Regions from separate parts of the Homo sapiens genome. Here region 2 is linked to region 1. A link is a loop called in an ENCODE intact Hi-C map of the cell type or tissue named here. Cell type or tissue: B cell. All regions are shown on one strand. Each heading gives the region's core, and the rest is flanking DNA. Links, peaks and the distances in the headings are about the cores only.

Evidence for each region. Hi-C counts contacts between places; a loop is a spot of excess contacts. Peaks named below come from ENCODE experiments on the same cell type or tissue, not always from the same donor. Only the 100,000 strongest peaks of a DNase experiment are listed, where the experiment ranks them.
Region 2: a loop joins it to region 1, with 3 times the contacts of the local background. A loop is called at or near these places in 5 of 110 quality-filtered maps.

Annotation. Positions count from the first base shown.
Region 1 is chr6:33,240,428-33,253,419 of GRCh38, forward strand. It overlaps VPS52 (VPS52 subunit of GARP complex), which reads right to left. Exons shown (of 20, transcript NM_022553.6): 18 at 11,433-11,544; 19 at 11,091-11,209; 20 at 9,851-10,560. The coding sequence ends at 10,414. HCG25 (HLA complex group 25) reads left to right here and starts at 9,109. Exons shown (of 5, transcript NR_044997.1): 1 at 9,109-9,228; 2 at 9,363-9,462; 3 at 10,189-10,284; 4 at 11,086-11,279. LOC105375022 (a long non-coding RNA gene) reads right to left here and starts at 6,446. Exons shown (of 2, transcript NR_187834.1): 1 at 6,312-6,446; 2 at 5,648-6,123. In B cell, for the core only: CTCF peaks have their summits at 8,039 (motif pointing left) and 8,240; DNase peaks (open chromatin) are centred at 8,044, 8,954 and 10,234; H3K4me3 peaks cover 2,345 bases; H3K27ac peaks cover 1,675 bases; H3K27me3 peaks cover 353 bases.
Region 2 is chr6:32,937,251-32,946,674 of GRCh38, forward strand. It overlaps HLA-DMB (major histocompatibility complex, class II, DM beta), which reads right to left and starts at 3,778. Exons shown (of 6, transcript NM_002118.5): 1 at 3,503-3,778; 2 at 1,434-1,715; 3 at 1-206. The coding sequence starts at 3,557. In B cell, for the core only: no CTCF peak of the experiment used is centred there; DNase peaks (open chromatin) are centred at 3,871, 4,371 and 7,261; H3K4me3 peaks cover 7,558 bases; H3K27ac peaks cover 8,000 bases.

The DNA.
Region 1 (12,992 bases), core at 3,110-11,109:
GTTTTCTTGAAGGATGGAAAATCTGGAGATGAAGAATGGGAATCATGTACTGTCAAACGCAGTTGCCAAGGGGTTCAAGCCCAGGGGTGTGAAGAAGAGCTGAGACCTGCCTACAGATGCCAAGATTGCAGGGCTCATCCTGGACTATTAATGAGACCATCCAGAGGCCAAGGAGCTTACAGGGCTCACCTTTGGGGATACTGGCCCAGCAGTGCTGCAGATCCTACCCTGAGTAGAGTGACATGAGAACTGGGCTGGGGGAGTTGAGGAGAAAAGGAAGTCTCAAAGGCTCTGTGTGTTTGTGTGTGTGTGTGTGTGTGTGTGTGTGTGTGTGTCTGTGTGTGTGTGTGTAAACTGGAAATGGTTAAACTCCCCTGTGTGCAGTGGCATACCAAGCAGGGTGGAGTGGGGGGAGGAGGCTACACTGCAAGGGGTATTTTGTCACTAACATTTTTTTATAATTGCTGGTGCGCAGTATCAATAAAAAGTTGGCTTCAGGCTGGGCGCAGTGGCTCACACCTGTAATCCTAGCACTTTGGGAGGGTGAGGTGGGCAGATCACCTGAGGTCAGGAGTTCAAGACCAGCCTGGCCAACGTGGTAAAACCCCGTCTCTACTAAAAACACAAAAATTAGCCTGGCGTGGTGGTGTGTGCCTGTAATGCCAGCTACCTGGGAGGCTGAGGCAGGAGAATCACTGGAACCCGGGAGGCAGAGGCTGCAGTGAGCCAAGATGGTGCCACTGCACTCCAGCCTGGGCCAAAGAGTCAGACTCCATCTCAAAAAAAAAAAAAAAAAAAAAGTTGGTTTTAGAATTATTTTTAAATTCTCCACAGACAATACACCTTCTTATTACCTGCACCTGGAACAACCATCCCCACTCCCTGCCCATGGTAAGCTGCAGCCTGTGTGTCCTATGTGGGTAAACAGTCCAGCTCTACCAGATTGTAAATGGGGTTGGGGGGTCGGGGTAGAGGGCATGGCGAGTAAGGATTATTTTTCGCATAATAACAGTTTTATGCAGCATGGTTTTGTACAAGAGAAGTGTTTTCTAAATATTTGGCAAATAAATGAATAATTGAATTTGAGTAATAATGAAGAAAATATAAGCAGGAATTTTACAAGAAGACCTTTAGTTTAAACAAGAAGAAAGCAAGCCAGGCACGGTGGCTCATGCCTGTAATCCCAGCACTTTGGGAGGCTGAGGTGGGTGGATCACCTGATGTCAGGAGTTCAAGACCAGCCTGGCCAACATGGTGAAACCCCATCTCTACTAAATATACAAAAAAATAGCTGGGCATGGTGGTGGATGCCTGCAATCCCACCTACTTGGGAGGCTGAGGCAGGAGAATCACTTGAACCCGGGAGGCAGAGGTTGCAGTGAGCCAAGATTGTGCCACTGCACTCCAGCCTGGGTGACAGGGCAAGACTCCGTCTCAAAAAAAAAAAAAAAAAAAGAAGAAGAAGAAGGCATTCCTAATTACCCTGGTTGTAAGATAATACAAAACAGGAAATGACAGCATCATTAGAGATTTAAGGTTTCTTAACTTTTTACGTCTAGGACAGGTTTTGGAAGTCTGGTGAAGTCTGTGGAGTGTCAGAATAATCTTCAACTGCATAAAGTAAAATAAATGGGATTACAAAGGAAAACAATCATATTGAAGTACAGTTGTCAAAATGAAACAAAATGTGTAAGAAGAAGATCTAGTGGTGAGTCTAACCACTACCACTAACTACAAAGTAACCGTGAGCATACATGACATTTTGAAATTTCTGCAACTACTGGAAGATGACACAAATGTGTAAATTCTATTAACAACAGTCACATGTACTACAAATACCGGTGTAGGTTTATTGCCTACATTTATCATTGGAGAAAATGCTAAATTTCAGTTAGAGATTAGTGAAAATGAAATGTAATTTTCTCCTATTTTTGTTTGCCCTTTGGGATCCTGGATGAAGAGCCCTGCATTACACTGGGCACAGTGGCTCATGCCTGCAATCCCAGCTACTAAGGAGGCTGAGGTAGGAGGATCGCTGGAGCCTAGGAAGTTGAGGCTACAGTGAGCCGTGATCGTGCCACTCACTGCACTCCAGCCTCGGCAATAGAGCGAAACCCAGAAAGAAGAAAGAAAAGAAAAGAGAGAGAGAAGGAAGGAAGGAGAAAGAAAGAGAAGAAAGAAGAAAGGAGGGAGGGAGGGAAGGAGGGAGGAAGGAAGGAAGGAAAGAAGGAAAGAAGGAAGGAAGGAAAGAAGGAAAGAAGGAAAGAAAAGAATGAAAGGCCAGGCACGGCAGCTTACTCCTGTAATCCCAGCACTTTGGGAGGCCAAGGCAGGTGGATCACCTGAGGTTGGGAGTTTGAGACGAGCCTGACCAACAAGGAGAAACCCCATCTCTACTAAAAATACAAAATTAGCTGGGCATGGTGGCACATGCCTGTAATCCCAGCTACTCGGGAGGCTGAGGCACGAGAATTGCTTGGCCCAGGGAGGTGGCAGTTGTGGTGAGCTGAGATCGTGCCGTTGCACTCTAGCCTGGGCAACAAGAGTGAAACTCCGTCTCAAAAAAAAAAAGAAAGAAAGAAAAGAAAAGAAAAGAAAGAAAGAAAGAAAGAAAGAAAGAAAGAAAGAAAGAAAGAAAGAAAGAAAGAAGAAAGAAAGAAAGAAAGAAAGAAAGAAGGAAAATAGCTCTGCATGAGAGCCAGTGATGTCTCAGAGTGGGAAGGAAGCCAGGTCAACATGTTGCCCCTACCAACAAGCCCTTAGGTTGACAGGAGGTGCCTCTCCCAGCTTTACATTCAGAGCCAACCTCCCCAGGAGGCTCTTTTCCATCCTAAGCCTTGTTTCAGGGATCAGGGAGTGGCAACTCTCCACATGCCTGCATGCTTCCATCTGAACCAATGTTGAAGGCTCTTCTACTATTCAAAGCCCCTAAGGATGTAACATTTGGAGAAAATATGCTAAAAAGACCTGGTACTCAGAGACAATTTTCTCCAAATGTTTGAATGGGAGCATCAAATGAGTCCCCAGCCTTGAAGGTTGGGTTGGTCTGGGGAGGAAAACTAATTGTCCTTTCAGCTCAGCTATATCATCAGTCCCAAGGCAGACGTTCAGAAGATTCTTTTCTAGTTCATAGGGAAAATGACACTTAATCCTATGAGAGCCCCAAAGGCAGAGGACATGGGATGTGGTATCAGGAACCTGGAAGACATGCTTTTGCAATGGGGTACACAGCACTTAAGTGAGGGAAACCACCAGGAAGTGGCACTGGCCCTGGAATTCCCTTCATGTCACACAGGGACAGAGAGGAAACTAACATTTTCTAAGGACTTATTCCATACCAGGGGCTGCACATTCTGTGTCTTATATCTATTACAAACTGTTTCTTCATAAGGCAGGTGATTTGTTTTTCTTTTCTTCTTTTCTTTCTTTTTTTTTTTTTTTTTTGAGACAGGGTCTCCCTCTGTCACCTGGGCTGGAGTCTAGTGGTGCCATCTCGGCTCACTGCAACCTCTGCCTCCCCAAGCAATCCTCCTGCCTCTCAGCCTCCGGAGTAGCTGGGATTACTGGCATGCACCACCACACCCAGCTAATTTTTGTATTTTTGGTAGAGACAGAGTTTCGCCATGTTGCTCAGGCTAGTCTCGAACTCCTGTGCTCAAGTGATCTGCCCACCTCAGCCTCCCAAAGTGCTAGGATTACAGGCGTGGACCACCATGCCCTGCCTGTTTTGTGATCTGCCCGCCTCGGCCTCCCAAAGTGCTGGGATTACAGGCATGAGCCACCACGCCTGGCTAGTGCCTGTATGTGTGTATGTGTGTGTGTATGTATGTATATATATATATATATATATATATATATATATATATATATATATATATATTTTTTTTTTTTTTTTTTTTTTTTTTTTTTGAGACAGAATCTTGCTCTTTTGCCCAGACTGGAGTGAAATGGTGTGATCTTGGCTCACTGCCAACTTCTGCCCCCTGAGTTCAAGCAATTCTCCTGCCTCAGCCTCCCAAGTAGTTGGGATTACAGGCACCTGCCACCATGCCTGGCTAATTTTTGTATTTTTAGTAGGGACAGGGTTTTGCCATGTTGGCCAGGCTGGTCTCAAATTCCTGACCTCAGGTGATCCACCTGCCTCAGCCTCCCAAGTAGTTGGGATTACAGGCGCCTGCCACCATGCCTGGCTAATTTTTTTATTTTTAGTAGAGACACGGTTTTGCCATGTTGGCCAGGCTGGTCTCAAATTCCTGACCTCAGGTGATCCACCTGCCTCAGCCTCCCAAAGTGTTAGGATTACAGGCGTGAGCCACCGCACCCAGCCTTTTCATATATATATATATATATATATACTTTTTTTTTTGAGACAGAGTTTCGCTCTTGTTGCCCAGGCTGGAGTGCAATGGCGCAATCTTGGCTCACCACAACCTCCTCTGGGTTAGGGCAATTCTCCTGCCTCAGCCTCTCGAGTAGCTGAGATTACAGGTATGTGCCACCATGCCTAGCTGATTTTTTATATTTTTAGTAGAGATGGGGTTTCTCCATGTTGGTCAGGCTGGTCTTGAACTCCAAAACCGCAGGTGATCCGCCCACCTCAGCCTCCCAAAGTGCTGGGATTACAGGCGTGAGCCACCGCGCAGGGCCTCTTTTCATATATTTTTAACTAAATTAATAAAACAGCTGGGGCAGTGGCTCATGCCTGTAATTCCAACACTTTGGGAGGCCGAGGTAGGAGATCACTTGAGCTCAGGAGTTCAAGACCAGCCTGGGCAACATGGTGAAACCTCGTTTACCAAAAAATACAAAAATTAGCCAGGTGTGGTGGCACATGACTGTAGTCCCAGCTATCCCAGAGGCTGAGGTGGGAGGATTGCTTAAATCCATGAGGTCGAGGCTGCAGTAAACTGTGATCATGCCACTGCATTCCAGCCTGGGTAACTGAGCAAGACTCTGTCTCAAAAAACTAAAAACTAGGCAGGCGTGGTGGCTCATGCCTGTAATCCCAGCACTTTGGGAGGCCGAGGCAGGCAGATCACATGAGGCCAGGAGTTTGAGACCAGCCCAGCCAACATGGCAAACATGTATTTCAGTGTCTACTGAAAATACAAAAATTAGCTGGATGTGGTGGTGCGTGCCAGTAATCCCAGCTACTCAGTAGGCTAAGCCAGGGGAATCGCTTGAACCCGGGAGGCAGAGGTTGCAGTGAGCCGAGATGGTGCCTCTGCACTCCAGCCTGGGCAACAGAGCGAGACCCTGTCTCAAAAACACAAACAAATAAAGAAAACTCCAAAAAACTGAAAAGTAAATAAATAAATAAAACAAAACAAAATGTGGAAGCAATAGCAAAGGCTTGACCTTGCTCCAAAATCACAGGTTTTTTTTAAGCTGTGTTCTTATAAACTTCCAAATGAGATGAAGATAAACTTCTGCTGAGAGGGGCATGGTCATGACTTACAGTTTGGGCAGGACAAAGTATTTTCCATCACACACACACACACACACACACACACACACACACACACACTCACCTTCACACATACGGTGTTATTTCTACTAAGTTGTACTTGATTCTTCTCCAGTGGCTCTGTCTGGAGTTTATTTAATGTTACTAGTTTGCCAATGAATAGACTAAGACAATAAGCAATTTTGCTTTTATTTCTTTATTTTAAAAAACTGCTTGTTAGTCTTATGAGAAAACAAAGTGAAGAATAAAGGTAACTACTGCATGTACCACAGTAGCGAGAGAAAAAAGAGTGTCAATTAATCTAATTGATAGTCAGAGGATTGCATGGCTATTAGTGATGGAGTCGGGATTTGGGCACGTGTACATTTGTTGGATTTTGCAGCCTGGCATCTATATCCCATTTGTCTGGTGGCAAGATCCCATTTTTGCGTTGGGGCCATTATCCTCCAACATTGGGTAGTCTATGGTACTATTCCTCAAGGGACCCTCCCCTTCCTCAGATGAGTGTGAGCACCTGACCCACCCTAAGCCTATTGGAGTTCTCTCTTTTTGATCCAAAGTAGAAGCACTGACCATTGGTGTCTGCTGCCTGGATGCTGGAACTATCCTGGCTTCTGTCCTTTCCAAAGACCGCCTGTTCAGCTTTTCCTTCAGTTCTGTAAATATTTTTTCAATAATTTACTATTACTTATTAATCTGTTGCTTCTCTACAACCGGCTGCCTCCTCAGCTCCATGACTCCCAGCCTGGAGTCATAGAACAAAAGCTGAATGTGGGCACAGAAGGTTCAGCCACTGAGTGCCTATATGGTTTTGAACTCATTATTTGAAATTCAAGCTCATTACCTGAAACAGGAAGAACACCTCCTCATAAGGCTGGTATGTGAATTCAATTAGATGAAATATGTGCTCTCCGAGATCAAGGACTTTGATTTAGTCTCTGCTGAATCCGCAGTGCCTATCACAGAACACAGAGAAGAGCTTCAATAAATGTGTTGGTTTAATGACAACTGCTTCTGAAAACACTTTGTTAACGCTAGTACGTAACATGAATAGCTGTGTCCATTATGTCCAGGGTGAAGTCAGCCAATTTCGATTCTCCTCTCCTTAAAGTTTTGTCTTGCTTTCTCTTTCTTTCCTTGAATCTTCACACTAAATCTACTTTGTTTTTTAATTTTTTAAAAAGAGATAGGGTCTCACTCTGTCACCCAGGCTGGAGTGCAGTAGTGCAATCATAGCTCACTGCAATCTCTAACTCCTGTTCTCAAGCAATCCTCCTGCCTCAGCCTCACAACTAGCTGGGACCACAGGCATGGGCCACCATGCTTGGCTTTTTGCTTTTTTTTTTTTTTTTTTTTGGTAGAGATGGGTCTCCCTATGTTGCCCAGGCTAGTCTCAAACTCCTGTGCTCAAGATCCTCTGGCCTCTGCCTTCCAAAAGGATTACAGGCATGAGTCACCACCCTGGGCCTCTGACTACTTTATTTTAAAGCCCAGCCAATTTATATCTTTTTATTATTATTATTATTATTATTTTTGAGACAGAGTCTCACTGTCACCCAGGCTGGAGTGCAGTGGCCATCTCGGCTCATTACAACCTCCGCCTCCCAGGTTCAAGCGACTCTCCTGACTCAGCCACCCTAGTAGCTGGGATTATAGGCAGGCACCACCACGCCAGGCTAATTTTTGTATTTTTAGTAGAGATGGGTTTTCGCCATATTGGCCAGGCTGGTCTAGAACTCCTGGCCTTAAGGGATCTTCCCGCCTCGGCTTCCCAAAGTTCTGGGATCCCAGGTGTCAGCCACCTCGCCAGGCTGCTTGATATCTTAAAATCAGAAAAGCCACCCATCTTAAGTGGAGGGTGGGTGGGTCCATATTTACAGGAATGGAAGAAAGGAGGATGTTCCCTCTCTTTTGTCCACGTTCAGCAGCTCTGAAATTAATGCCAAGGCGAGCAAACGCCCGCCCCCCACCCCCTGCCGCCCTCGCCTTATGCCGAGACTTTGCTGTTGAACACGAAGTAAACGTTTCCCAGAAAGCCCAGTTTAAGAAACAATTCAGGGCGAGGTGAGGGCACAAAGGTAGAGAAATAAGGGGAAATGATATTTCTTTAAAGAACAGAGATCCCTGAATAGCACCGGGGGCCGTTACAGCCCATGAGGACATCTCCGAGTCCTTCTATATGACACTAGGGACCCCCGTGCCATATACAGACACTGTTCTCAGAGATTAGGAGGGGGAAAGAGGATATTGCCACAGTTCTGTCCTTCGAAATGACTCCAGATGCTTCTGAGTCTGTGAGGCCCCTGTGTCCGTCATCAGCAAAACAAGTGAGGGAGAAGTTTGAGGAGTGATGACCCTAGCAGTTATGGGTTTAAGCCTGGGAATCTTAAGCCACAGAGCAGAGGATTTGGGGGCTGAAGAAAAAGACCCTCCGCAGCTTCAGCGCGAAGAGGGCGGCGGGGACCGGGGTGGTGGGGGTGGAACCTCGCCGCCTTCCGAAGCAGGAGTAAGCTGCAGAGGCTGCGCGGGGGTTTGAGCGGAGCGAGAACAGCTCCTTCCCTTGATCATGCTGCCCTCCGGAGGTCAGTTTAGGTATCGCCGCTCCCTTTCACGCTGTTTTGTCTCTTCACCGTCTGTTCTGGATCATCCTGTCCAGAGAGACCGTTGGGTCAGAGGGTTCCTGTGGACCCCTGGGGCGAGCTTAATGTCCCCGAAAACTGCGTGCTCCAGTATCACTTGAATGCCCACCGGGTTCCGGAATCACGAGTCTCCAGAGCTGTCCCTTCGCCCCACGGCTCACATTCCAGGTCTGCCCCTCAGTGACTTCTGCAACAACACGCGCTTCTCGATCAGCTCTGAGGATTTGGGTTCTGCGACGGACAGGGGAAGGAAAGAAGGAAGGCTGTGAAGAACCGTGGTGCCTGCCTGCACAGCCCTCCTCGCGTGCGAGCATTAGTTGGCTAAAGTCGCCTGTCTCGACAGTCTCCCCTGCGGGGTATCTGGGGACCCTTTCTTTGGGAATCCACGCTCTTTGTCAGAGTAGCCAATGCCTCTCCTGTCCAAAATCTCATACCCTTGGCCCTTCTCCCGTCCTCGCGCTGAGGCTGGAGTCAGGTCAAATGTCAGAACATCTGGATGTCCCAAGAGTGACACCTGGGAGTGGGTGGGCAAGAAACCAGTAGCGGGAAGGGAAAGTGGAGGAGCAGAGGATTCCCGGGGCCGGCGTCTGGGGTGAGCTCGCGGCCCCTCAGAGCCTGGCACATCGCCGCCTGGCATCCGGCAGGCGTGAGGGAACGCATAGCGCAGCGAGTCAGGCGGGGTAAACCCGGAGCAACGCGGAGGCGGTGATCTGGGCAAGGGCGAGGTCAGTTAAGGACGCAGTTCTGGCCCCGCCCTCAAGGCACGCCTGGCCAATCAGGAATCGCTGATTCACCAAGCCTCTCCTCCTGCGCTCGCCCTCTTCTGCACTTCGGTCTCAGGCGCAAACACGTTCAAAGTCGCTAGGCCAAAGCGCTGAGATACGGTTTCCCAAGCCAATTAGAGAGCGGCTCTCGGATATGGGGCGGAACCCTGAAAAGGCGAGAGCTGAGATGCCGCTCCGTTCTGCCTTACCACGCCGCCCCCCAGCGTCCGCCAATTAGGAGAGCCCGGAGCCGGATCCACTCTCAGCCTCAGGAAGCAGCAGCCTCCGCTCCGCGGCGGGTGTGCTCGGCAGTCACAGACCCACTCAGGACACCTCCCGTTGCCGACGGGCTAGACCTGCATCCGAAGGGCCTAAGCGGGGAGGAACCGCTTTCCACCACTCTCCAGGGACCTGGGGAGGGAATGTTTAGGCCGTAGGGGTGGAGGACACAGGAAACGTAACATTTTTCCTTAACTGCGCCTCTCTTCTTAGGCCTTAAAGGGGTCCCCGTGTCTCTCCAGTCTAGAGCCTAAGTTCAAACGAGGCGTATAGGCGAGGACAGCAGGAAGGCTCCAAGTCAAACAAACGGATGGTACGAATTTCGCCTGGTCTAGCCCTGCCCCAACGGTGTGGGTGTGGGTTGGGTGCTGCAGCCCCCGAGCAAGGGGCTGTCACAGCCACAACCAGAGGAGCTATGGAGCTGCTACGGAGGAGGGATTCCAGAGTCAGCTTGGGCTTGTCCCAAGGGAGCCCTTGGGACAGTGTCTGGGGCTGCGCGGCCTGGTTCTCATCCCTTGCAGCATCTGCTATTTTAGCCAGGGGCCACCTTCCTCCAATGGCCTGGGAGTAGCTAGAGGTTAGAGGTTACACCCACCAGAAGGGATGTAAGCCCAGGAAGTAGTCAGAAAGGAAAGGTCATTCTAGAGATGGGGCCACCTGAAAAACCTTCAGGAGGAAGGAGAAAGGAAATGGGATAAGTGTCATGTCATACTAAATATTTATTTTCTGCAGACTGACTTCGGAGTAATTCTTGAGCCAGGAGGGGAGAGGTTAGTGTTCAAATTGCTGAGATCTTAGGTCAAAAAGCTACAGAAAAGAAATCACTTTGAAAAACACAATGACTCAGAGGCAGTCACCCCTTGCCAGCAATTCCAAGAGCTGAGGAGGCTTCATGCCTCAGGACATGGTGACTAGTTGAGTGAACCAGAGATTGAGGCAGTGGTTTTTACAGGGGAAGAAACAAGCCTTGGGTGTATGGGAGCAGGAAAGGAGGGTGACAGACTGGAGAAATGATAAAGGCCATTTTGGAAGCCCACAGGGAAGTGGTCTTGGGAAACCTGAAGACACTGGGATATTCAGAAGGCCAAGGGGATCCAGCTTATCCTGTTGGGCAAGGTGCTGGGAGTGAAGGCAGGTAAGCCATGTCAAGGGCCTGGGAAGCAAGGGGAAAACTGGAAGGGGTACCCCAGGTGAAGAAGGGTATGGAATGGGGTGCAGAAGTCCATGGAGATGACCGGCAGATCTCAGGGCGGTTTCTGGCACATCAGAAGTTGGGCTTATGCTTCTTGAGCTCCACCATAAGGTGGTGAATGTTGATGAGCTCAGCCCGGGCAGGGAGGGCTCGGAGCTGCGGCTGGGACAGCACCCGGTGGAAGCGATGATAGAGCTGGATCAGCTGGGTCAGCGCTCCCTGGTCAAAGAAAGTCATTGAGGGATCAAACCGTAAAATGGTGCTAATAGTGATGATTAAGAATCAGGTTAGGCGGCCAGGCGCAGTGGCTCACACTTGTAATCCCAGCACTGTGGGAGGCCATGGCGGGCAGATCACGAGGTCAGGAATTCGAGACCAGCCTGGCCAACACAGTGAAACCCCATCTCTACTACAAATACGAAAATTAGCTGGTTGTGGTGGCAGGCACCTGTAATCCCAGCTACTTGGGAGGCTGAGGCAGGAAAATCACTTGAACCTGGGAGGCAGAGGTTGCAGTGAGCCGAGACTGTGCCACTGCACTCCAGCCTGGACAACAGAGCTAGACTCTGTCTCAAAAAAAAAACAAAACAAACAAAAAAAAAAGAATCAGGTTAGGGCTCATACAGAACTTTGGGCACAGCTAGTAACTGAAGACCAAGGGTCACTTAGATGATGCTGAGCCCAGCAAAAAGATGGGGAAAATAATTAATGATGGGGGATCTGAGTGGGGCCTGGGACTTGCAGGTCACCTGAATGATACTGGTGCCATTTCTGAAGTTGGTGAAACTCCGCATTACATCCTGACTCAGAGATTCCACTGATGATTTCCAGGAACTACCAAAGCCACGGATCAGCTGAGTTACCCGGGCTAATAGCAGGAGGAAACAGTGTCAGAGAGGGATCTGGCTGATCTTCAACTCCACTAAGTTCTCCCCAAGGTATAGCCATCCTTATCATCAAACCCTCTTTTCTGGTATTCTCTCAATCCAGTCTTTCATACTCTATTCCCCCACCATGTAATCTGCATCCTTTCATTTTTCTTTTCCACTTCCCTTACCACTGATCCCATCATTACCATATTTTCCTCATACCTTCTTCCCCTCGAAGTCGCTCAGCCTGTCCACGCTCAATCAAAGCCTCAGCCTCCTTCACAAATGCCACTAAACCCCCAAAAGGGGGAGACAGCAACTCTTCAATGAATTCCTGGAAAGACACAAACACATATACACAGGTGTCCTGGTGTCAGCAGATTTGCCCAATTCTGGCATCATGACTAATGTAGATCCATCTGAATGGCATCTTTCAGCTGCTGCAAAAGTTAAGGAAAATCCTCTATGGAGAAAAATATCCTCAATCCTAATTTTGGCCCATACAGTTCCCCTGGTTAAGATCAAACAATGAACTCAAAGATCACTAGACACAAAAGAAGGGCAGCTACCAAGAGAGTCAGCAGACACAATAAGCAATAGCTGCTGACCTTAAGAACTATCCGATACGGATAGCAGTTGTACTGTGTGCAATGTCTAAAGTTAAGGATAGGCCGGGCACAGTGGCTCACGCCTGTAATCCCAGCACTTTGGGAGGCTGAGGTGGGCAGATCACCTGAGGTCAGGAGTTCAAGACCAGCCTGGCCAACATGATGAAACCCCATCTCTACTAAAAATACAAAAATTAGCTGGGCATGATGGTGGATGCCTATAATCCCAGCTACTCGGGAGACTGAGGCAAGAGAATCACTTGAACTTGGGAGGCGGAGGTTGCAGTGAGCAGAGATCATGCCACTGCACTCCAGCCTGGATGACAGAGCAAGACTCCGTCTCAAAAAAAAAAAAAAAAAAAAAGGATGTAAAAATGACCAATTAGTAAGAACTATGAGGAATGAACAGACTTGAAAAAAGGAAATTTTTTTAGATATGAAAAGCCAGTTTTAGAAAGTCAACAGATTAACAAGAATTATACAATGAATTAGAATTTATAACTGAAGAAAGGACTCAGAATGTAGCACAGACAGAAGATGGAAAATTTTGAGATAGTAGGAGATACAGAAATCTAATTAATGTATCTAGGCACTGAAATTGATGGCTACTAACATCACAAAGAGAGCCAAGAAGACATTATGTGCTTCCTGATGGAAATACATACCACTACCTCTCAAATATCCCTGTAGAAAAAAAAAAACTAATTTAAATCTGACCAAGCCTTTCCATCTAATTACACACTTATGAGAAATACACCAGACAGAGGAAGTTTGGCCACACCATGGAATGCAGTCAGCAAAATCTAAACTGTACATCATTCTAGATGACAAATGACTCAATAACTCAGTTTCTTCCAAAAATAAATTGCAGAGGAGATGGAAGGGAAATCTATAGACTAAAAAAAGACACATATATGGACTTTATATGGATCCTGATTTGAACCATAAAAATCATTTATGAAGGCCAGGCACAGTGGCTCATGCCTGTAATCCCAGCATTTTGGGAGGCTGAGGCGGGTAGATCACCTGAGGTCAGGAGTTTGAGACCAGCCTGGCCAACATGGTGAAATCCTGTCTCTACTAAAAATACAAAAATTAGCTGGGCGTGGTGGTGGGTGTCTATAATCCCAGCTACTCAGGAGACTGAGGCAGGAGAATTGCTTGAACCCGGGAG
Region 2 (9,424 bases), core at 1-8,000, 310 kb before region 1:
GGCTAAATGGGAGAGGGTCTGGTATGTCCAGTCTCCATTGGGCTGGGCAGTCTTGTGCGCACTGCTGTGAGGCATGACAAGCTTCCCGTTCTTCCTCCACGTGATAGTCACTTCTGCTGGATAGAAGCCCCACACATAGCAGGCCAGCATCACAGGCTCCCTCGTGTTAAAAGGAGTGGTTTTGGCTACTTGCACAGATGGTGGCCCTGCATAGGAGAAAAAAACATGTTTAGGAAGGAGGGTGACATTCTGGCTGCTTCCTCAACCTGGTTTCTTCCCTATCGCAACTCTTCGTAGATTTTGCAACCCACTTTCCACCCCAGCCCCCTCTGCCATGCTGCCCCTTGAAGGGGAACCGTTAGAATGTATTCCTGCATTACTCTTTCTTCTCTCCCATTCCTTCATTGCCCCTTTCTTTCTTTCCTCCTCCAGAATTATGTTTGATTACAATTAGTAAAAGCCAGATCTGAACTGCAAGCTGTTCTAGAAGTTGTTGTATTTATTTCAAGTACATAAACTGGAAAGTATTTGAAATAAGGAAGCTAAGAGTAATCCAGAGTTGTACATTGGGTTTTTTTAAGGTGGAAAAGGAATTTTTCTCCAAATCTTGTTTAATACGTTCTTTTGCTAGTTAAAGCTTTTTCTCCTCACATAGTTCAAGGAAACAAGCCTAACTTAGGACTCACTCTTAAATTTGGAATGAATGTAGTCAAACTAATGAGATTGCTAATACTGCCATCTTTTACTAATTTACTCTCCTAGGTGATCCTCTTGCTTGCCTCTATCTTGACATTTTTCAAACACAATCTTAAATAAAAATCCAAGGAATTATGTTAAAATGCAGATTTCCTAGGCTGTATCCCCAGATACTTTCTTTCAACAGATCTGGAGTGGTACTAAGGGGCTTGCATCTTTAACAAGCACCTCCTCCAGGCAATTCTGAGAAAGGTGGTTCAGAAACCACCCTTGAGACACACTGTTCTGTACTGTGGAGATCTTCAAGTTTACTTTCACAAACTTCAAGCCATTGTCAATGCAAGAGTTTAAGGGTGAGAAAAAGCATGTGTCAGAATCCCCTGGGATTCCAAATATTCCCATGCCTGGGCCCACATCAGATCTGGAACATCAAAATCTGGGATAACAAGGCAAGAACATCTTGGGTATGCATCCTGAGATGCCCCAGCCTCTGCATAAGCTCCCCACATGGCACCTCGCGGTTCAAGCCTCACCTCCCCTTCTTTACTCCTGTTCCACTCACGTCAGCCACCTTGTTCCCCTTGAGGTTCAATCCTCCGTCTTTCTACATTTCAGATCCACACATTTTCTCTTATTTGCTGCTCAAATCTCAAACCCCTGGGCCACTGTGGGATCCTCCCTGGCCTGCCCTCCTAACTGCACTTCCTGGTAGCCCCTCTGCACCCCTCTCTCCTCACGTGTCCTGTTGGTCAGTGATCCCCAGAAGGGCTGGGTGTGTGTGGCACAATTCTGAAGCCCATTGCGCAAGCGCTGCATCAGGGTGTCTTTTTGGTTGAGGTGCTGTGAGAGGACATTCGCCAAGCTATTCAGCACCCCAAATTCGCAAGGGGCCATCTTATTCTCCTCTGGATCCCAGCAGGTCAGCAGATCCTTGTTGAAGGAGATGCAGTATGTGAAATCCTTTGGAGTCCCAGCATCATCCAACAGACAGGTGCTTTCCACATGGGCCACGAAGCCACCTAGAGGAGCCAGGGAAGGGAGAACAGGTCAATGTCTTCTACTGGCCTGGCAATAAATAAATAAATATATAAATAATAAATATACACAAATAATAAATATATAAAACATACAGACGTATATTTAGGAGCTCTGCACAGAGCTTTGTCTTTGACCCTGGTTCCTGACATAGAGTGCCTAATCGCTTAGAATTTCCTAGATAACAGGAGTGTCTTTTGTTCTAATGAGGTACTCTTGGTGGGCTCCTGCAGGAGGGGCTGGTCACCAGAAAGACCAAGTCATGATTAGAAGTCTGGAACTTTTAGTCCCATCCCCCATACTCCCTGAAGGGGAAGGGGCTGGAGATTGAGTTAATAATCAGTCATGCCTACATGATGAAGCCTCCATAAAAATCCCGGAACTATGGAGTTCAGAGAACTTCTCAGTTGGTAAACACATCCACATGCCAGGAGGTGAAGTACCCCAATTCTGTGGGGACAGAGCTCCTGTGATTGGGACCCTTCCAGATCTGGTATCTCTTCATCTGGATGTTCCTTTGTATGCTTTAAAATATCCTTTGTTAAAGGATGCAAAATTATGATCTAGTGTTCTATACCACTGTGGGATGACTGTCATTAACAATAATACTTTATATCATTTCAAATCGCTAGAAGAAGGATATGGAATGTTTCCAACACAAAGAAATGATAAATGAGATGATGATCTGATCTGATCACTGTACATTACATGTACTAAAACATCATTATCCACCCCATGAATATTTATAATTATTATTATCAATTAAAATATCCTTTGTAAAAAATCTACAATAATAAGTAAACTTTTCCTGAGTTCCATAAGCCACTTTAGCAAATTACCAACCCCAAGGAGGGGGTCATGGGAACCTCTGATTTGTAGGCAAGTTGGACAGAAGATGTGGGTAATTTGGGAACCTACTACTTGTGATTGGTGTCTGAAATGGAGGCAGTCTTATGGGACTGAGTCTTTAACCTTTGGTGTCTATGTTAACTCTAGTTAATGTCACAATGGAATTGAATTATAGGATATCCAGCTAATATAGGAGAATTGGTTGGTATGAGTAAAAAAAAAAAAAAAACCTCACACAGTTGGTCAAAGAAGTGTTGAGTGTGAGCATATAGAAGAAAAAAAGTTGATTTTTCCTATATTCAGCTCAGAACCTAAGCCTTGGTGACATCCAGCTAGTCTGGCACAGATTTCCTGCTCAGGGAACATCTACTGACCAAGCTCATACACTGAAGTTTCTGAAAGTCTGATTTGAGGGAGTCAGTAGAAGTAGTAGATAAGTTTTTAGATCCAGTCTCCTCTTTATGCAAGACTAAGCACAGGGATAGGAGTAGCCCCCCGAGATTATTTGCATGTTTAAACATGACAATTTGCCCAGAACACAGACCTTCAGTAAGGCAAATTATTGAGAGAGAAAAAGGGTCAAGAGAAAGAGTCAGCCTTGTATTGTGCTGGAAATATTAAATATTCACTTCGCACATATTTATGAAGCACTTGCTGCATGCAAGGCACTGTGCTAGGAGCTGAGGAGGCAGCAATAAATAAGATGAACATTGTCCTTGCCTATATTCCAGCAGGGAATATACACTGCACAGATAATTATACAGATTAATTACATTAAAATTGCTACAAAGTACAAAGTGCTATAGGAATGTATACCAGGGAGACAAACTATCTGGGGTGTCAAATGCAATTACAAAACGGAACACCCTTACCCTGAAACAGGAGCAGGGGAAGGGAGAGTCCCCAGAAGAAGTGTCCTTACCTGCTCCTGTGCAGCCCAGGCTGAGCCCCAGCAGCAGCGGCAGGAATGTGATCATGCTCTGCTCTGTAAAGATGCCGGGAGTTCAGTCCCCTGGACCAGCTCTTCCAGGGTCCGTGGGTCCTCGCCTGTCCCAGAAGCCCCAGCCTGGGTAGATGATCTCCAGACACTGAGCAGAATACTATATTGCCCGGGTCCCTTGACCCCCCAAATGAGTGATGTGGGGATACCCAGCCCCTAGATATTAAATCTGTTCCTTCCAGCTCACGGGAGTCCAGTGTCCCAAACAGGGACAGATTGGCTAGGTAGGCAGGGACAAATGTAGAGACAAATCACTGAGTGCCTCAGCCTAGCATCATCAGTTACTAGGTAAACGTCATCCTGCCTTAGTCTTAGACAACAGGTCTCCTTGTCTCTCTTAATTCTTTTTCTGCAGAACAACCAGTAGATTTCCGTAGATTACTGGAGAGAATAATCGCAATATTCCCAGGATGTATGCAGCCTGGGCTGCCCACTGGTTTAACTTTTTCTTCTCAATGCTCTCCCAAAAGACCAGGACCAGATAACCTCTCCTATTCCTTACAGGGAGGTTACCCAAGAAGATAATTACAAAAACCCTTGTCTGTCCTGAGATGAGAGGACCCAGAGCCCTTCTGGGGCAGGTGGCAGAGGCAGGGCTGCTGAGAAGGAAGAAGGCACAGACAGAGTACAGAATTGTCTGGTCTCAAAGCAAGACTGCAGAATAAGGGAAGCAGCGCCACCATGGAGATCAGGAATAGGGGCCTGGAAAATCCCTCCATGGGCCTCCATTGTTGCTTCTGTTCTAGCCAGTCAAGCTTCATTTCCTCCTCAGTTATAATAGCTGCTTTCCGGAGCTAGTAAACCATATCCTCCTACACTCTGAGCAATCTCACGGGGTAGACCGCAGGTTAACACCTCTCAGACTCCTTGAAAAATAGCTGGTGACGGGTCAGTGCCCAGAGCTCACCTGCCTTTCGCCAAACTCTAAACACCCCTGTGTGTTTCCCCTACTATACCCTGTTCCCTGGGGGCAGGTCCCTGCATTATGAAGCCACTAGGAAAATGAGATAAAGCTTTCCTACTTTTCTTCCCCTGAAAAGACAGATTTTGTTTTTTATTTTTTGAGAATACCAAGTAAGATTTTATTTTTTATTTATTTTAAATTATTTTAACCTTTGTTTTAGGTTCAAGGGTACACATGCAGGTTTGTTATATAGGTAAATTGTGTGTCATCGGGATTTGGCGTAAAAATTTATTTCATCACCCAGGTAATAAGTATAGTATCTGATAGGTAGTGTTTTGATCCTCTCCCTCCTCCCATCCTCCACCCTCAAGTAGGGCCCAGTGTCTATTATTCCCTTTTTTGTGTCCATGTGTACTCAATGTTTAGCTCCCACTTATAAAAGTGAGAACATGCAGTATTTCATTTTCTGCTCCTGTGTTAGTTTGCCTAGGATAACAGCCCCCAGCTCCATCCATGATGCTGCAAAAGACGTGATCTCGTCCTTTTTTGTCTGTGGAGTATTCCATGGTGTATATGTACCACATTTTCTTTATACAGTCTACTGTTGGTGGGCATTTAGGCTGATTCCATGTCTTTGCTATTATGAATACTGCTGCAGTGAGCATTCATGTGCATGTGTCCTTATGGTAGAACAATGTATACTCCTTTGGGTATATGCCTAATAATGGGATTCCTGGGACGAATGGTAGCTCTGTTTTAAGGTTCTTGAGAAATTGCCAAACTGCTTTCCTCAATGGCTGAACTAATTTATGTTCCCACCAGCAGTGTATAAGCCTTCCGTTTTCTCTGCAACCTCTCCAACATTTGTTATTTTTTGACTTTTTAATAATAGCCATTCTGACTGGTGTGAGACGGTATCTCATTATGATTTTGATTTGCATTTTTCTAATCATTAGTAATGTTGAACATTTTTTCATATGCTTCTTGGTCACGTGTGTGTCTTGAAAAGGCAGATTTTATGTATTTGCGTATTTATTTTTTTCACAGGTTTTTTTTTTGAAAGTCTCACTCTGTCGCCTAGGCTGGAGTACAGTGGGATAATCTCGGCTCACTGCAATCTTCGCCTCCTGGGTTCAAATGACTCTCATGCCTCAGCCACTTGAGTAGCTGGGGTTACAGTCATGTGCCACCACTCCTGGTTAGTTTTTGTCTTTTTTTTTTTTTTGGTAGAGACAGGGTTTCATCATGTTGGCCAGGCTGTTCTTGAACTCCTGACCTCAAGTGATCCACCCACCTCAGCCTCCTAAAGTGCTAGGATTACAGGCATGAGCCATCGTGCCTGGCCTGAAAAAGCAGATTTTAAACGGCAATTCATTCTTCTATCCCATTGTGAACTATACAGTTGATGGATTTTCCATCACTAACTTGAAACTCTAAATTGGCTTCCTTCTGCTCCCCAGTAGGTTTCAGGGCTGCCTCTTCACATCTTAGTTTCTGAGAACTCTTGGATTTTATTAAATAGTGAGCTAAACAAAAGAGGATTGTGGAAGGGGCCCCTTGACACCACACTTACCTGCCCTCCCTCAAAGTCCCTGATCTCAGGAAAATCTAACACCTATGAAGAAAATGGGGATAAAAAATGCATACAAAGATTATTACCAAAAACGAAAGATTCGTTGTGTAACTAATTGAGATTAACTGAAGCTCTGCCATAGCTCCCAGCCACTGCCCCCACTCACCTTGCTTATATACTCTAACTCTGCTAACGAACTGTCAAGTGTGTTGGAATGGGCAGAATATGGGGTGGGGAGTGCATAATCTGTAGAGCTTCTACAGATACAGTGCTAGGTAGGTCCTTTCTATAATATCTCATCTCATCTTAAAAGACTTGTTGGCCGGGCATGGTGGCTCACGCTTGTAATCCCAGCACTTTGGGAGGCTGAGGAAGGCATATCACCTGAGGTCAGGAGTTTGAGACCAGCCTGGCAAACATGGTGAAACCCCGTCTCTACAAAAAATACAAAAATTAGCTGGGTGTGGTGGCGCGTGCCTGTAATCCCAGCTACTCTGGAGGCTGAGGCAGGAGAATCGATTGAACCTGGGAGGTGGAGGTTGCAGTGAGCCGAGATCGTGCCACTGCACTCCAGCCTGGGTGACAGAATGAGACTGTCTCAAAAAAAAAAAAAAAAAAAAAAAACTTGTTAATTGTCCTCATTTCCCAGGTTGGAAAACAGGTCCAAAGATTCACACCCAAGGTCTAAAGGCTGTAACTCCTCTTCTTATACAGCTGTTACACATGCACATGTGTACACACACACACACATACACACTCTCTTGAGCATGCCCACACACTCACTACATCTTGGAACTGGGATGGCTCAAATAAAGGGAGTTAGTGAGGCCTCCGCTGAGAAAGAGAGAAAGAGAAGAGTCACAATCCATAACCCAATTCACCCAAGTCTTATCTTTCCTGTCCTCAGAGTTCCTTCTGCTCTGAGAACCACCGTCCCTTCCACTTTCTCTTTTGACAAGTTTCAAAACTGAATTTTCCCCCACACCCCCCCAATACATTTCCCCCTCACATTCCTCCCCATCCTGCCCAGGTAAGCTGTTAGCCTAACCTTATAGGAACCAAGTCCTGGGATCCTTTTCAATGTCTACAAAGCCTAGCCCTGGCAAGGGAGCACTGGCTGTGTGGTCCTGTGCCAGCACTGAACATGGCCCTAGCCAGTAACAGTGGGGCTGAATGTAGTTCCCTCTTATGTCTAGATCTCTGCTCCGGCAGTCAAAGGAGATGTGAAACCTTCTGTGAGGCCACAACAGGAAATGGTAGGAGAGGATTTCACTTCTCTATTAATTCAAACACTGAGGGAGCTTTTTAGAATAAAGAAGGACAGAAAACCCAGACACCTGTGCTCAGCAGTGTTTTCCTTCCTCTCCTCCTCCCAACCCTTCCATTTTTACAGATATAGCTCTGTCTTTCCACCTCTAGCCAATTCAAAATAACATTTCAGTTGCTCTGTCCATTGTTACTTATTTGTTAATTATTGATATAGCACCGGGACCGAAGAGGTATGGAGCCCCAACCAGGTTCCCACATGTTGCCTTTCTTTTATTGCCTCTACACAACCACCCAAAGAGTGAGTCCTCTCCTTTCCCATTGCCTCTGCCCTTAGCCTGACCACCACATGCCTGCAGTAAACTAGTCCCAGGGTTTGTGTGCAAAGCATTACTGGGAAAATACAGAGTGAGAAGATATGGATTCTGCCCCCATATCGCTTTGCTTGTACGTCAATTGGGGAGTGAGAACAAACACTTTAAATAGTTTATATTAAAGTAAGTAAGCAATAAGGCCAGTGGTCTTAAAAGAGAAGAGAGAAATCACCATGGACATGGTAGACAGGGAGTACTCTCAGTCGAGAGGGCCTGGAATGAGCCTTGAATACTGGGCTGGATTTGTGTTGGAGAGGAGGAAGGCAGTTGGCATTGTAGGTCTGGTGTATAGCTCCACAAGCTTGACAATGCTGTGAGGTGCCATCAGGGAGGAGGTGTCCTACGAGAGCCTGGGTTAGCTAAAACAAAGACAAGCTACAATAACGTCACTGGCACTGCACGTTGGAGGAAGTCACAAATGTGATTTCTTGTTTTTTTCTGAGAGTATGGCCATAATAATAAATCTCTTCTAGGCACTTCCTAAAGTTGCTCCATGTCAGTTCGCAGGTTCTTGGGGCAGACGGTTTTAACTGAAGTCTCCATTTTATAAACACAAAATTGCTCAACCAGTTAATCACGCCTCATAGCATAAGACCACATTCGTGACTTCAGTGTCTTTTCAAAACTACACACACCTACATCCTGCCAAGATTATATTACTTGCCCAATCTGTCCAATCCCCACCCCACCCCTGCCATCTACCCCTTACCTCACCTCCGCCCACACACACACCCTCCTACCCTGTCAGGATTCACTGCTCTAGACCCTGACCTTTGGATTATAGTTTCTGTAGTCAGTTCACCATCCTTCCAACCTACAGTCAAATTATTTGAACTACTAGGGATAGTCTATCTGATTTGCCACAACTATTTTTCCTTTTTTAATTTTATTTTTTGCCACCACAACTATTGAAGAATGCTATCTTCATCTTACCCACGAGAAAATGGAGGCAGAGGGAGGTTAAGTGGTTGCCCAGATTTACCCAGATACTAAGTAATAAAACCATTACTTGAACTCAGGATTTATTACTTTAAATCCTGTATTGCCAATAATCAATTGGAAAATAACTGAAAATTGCCTACTATTTATAATAACAATAAAAACCATAGCATATTTATGAATTAACATATCAAATATAAGAATTTTAAGAAAAAAGAAAACTTTATTGAAGTGCACAAAGACCTGAGAGGTGTAGAGATATACCATATTCATGGATAGGCCATGCTAACATAATGACAACCTCTCCCCACATCTCTAACCTAAATGCTACCCCAATTAAAGTAACAGTAGGATTTCAGGAGAATTTAACAAACTGATTATAGAATGTACATGGAAATAAAGTCCAAGAGTATCTTAGAATATTTTGATAAAGAAAAGGAAAATAAATTTTTTGGGAAGGTGGTGAAGGAATGGAGACTAGTTCTACTAAATAGTAACACATATTAAAAAGCCAAAATAATCAAACAATATGATACTGATTAGTAATGAGAGAAAAGCAAATTAAAACAACAAAATACCACTCTACACCCACCATGTTGCCAACATTTGAAAGTCAAATAATTACAAGCATTAGTGAGCATAAAGGGAAATGTGAACTATCTTGCTCTGTTGATGGGAGTGTAAACTGTTTATGATCCCTGAATTATAGAAATTATAAACTAGTTGGGCGAAAAAATTAACATAGGAAATAAAGCGGCATATCCCAATCCTTAGGTTGAGTGCTTTAA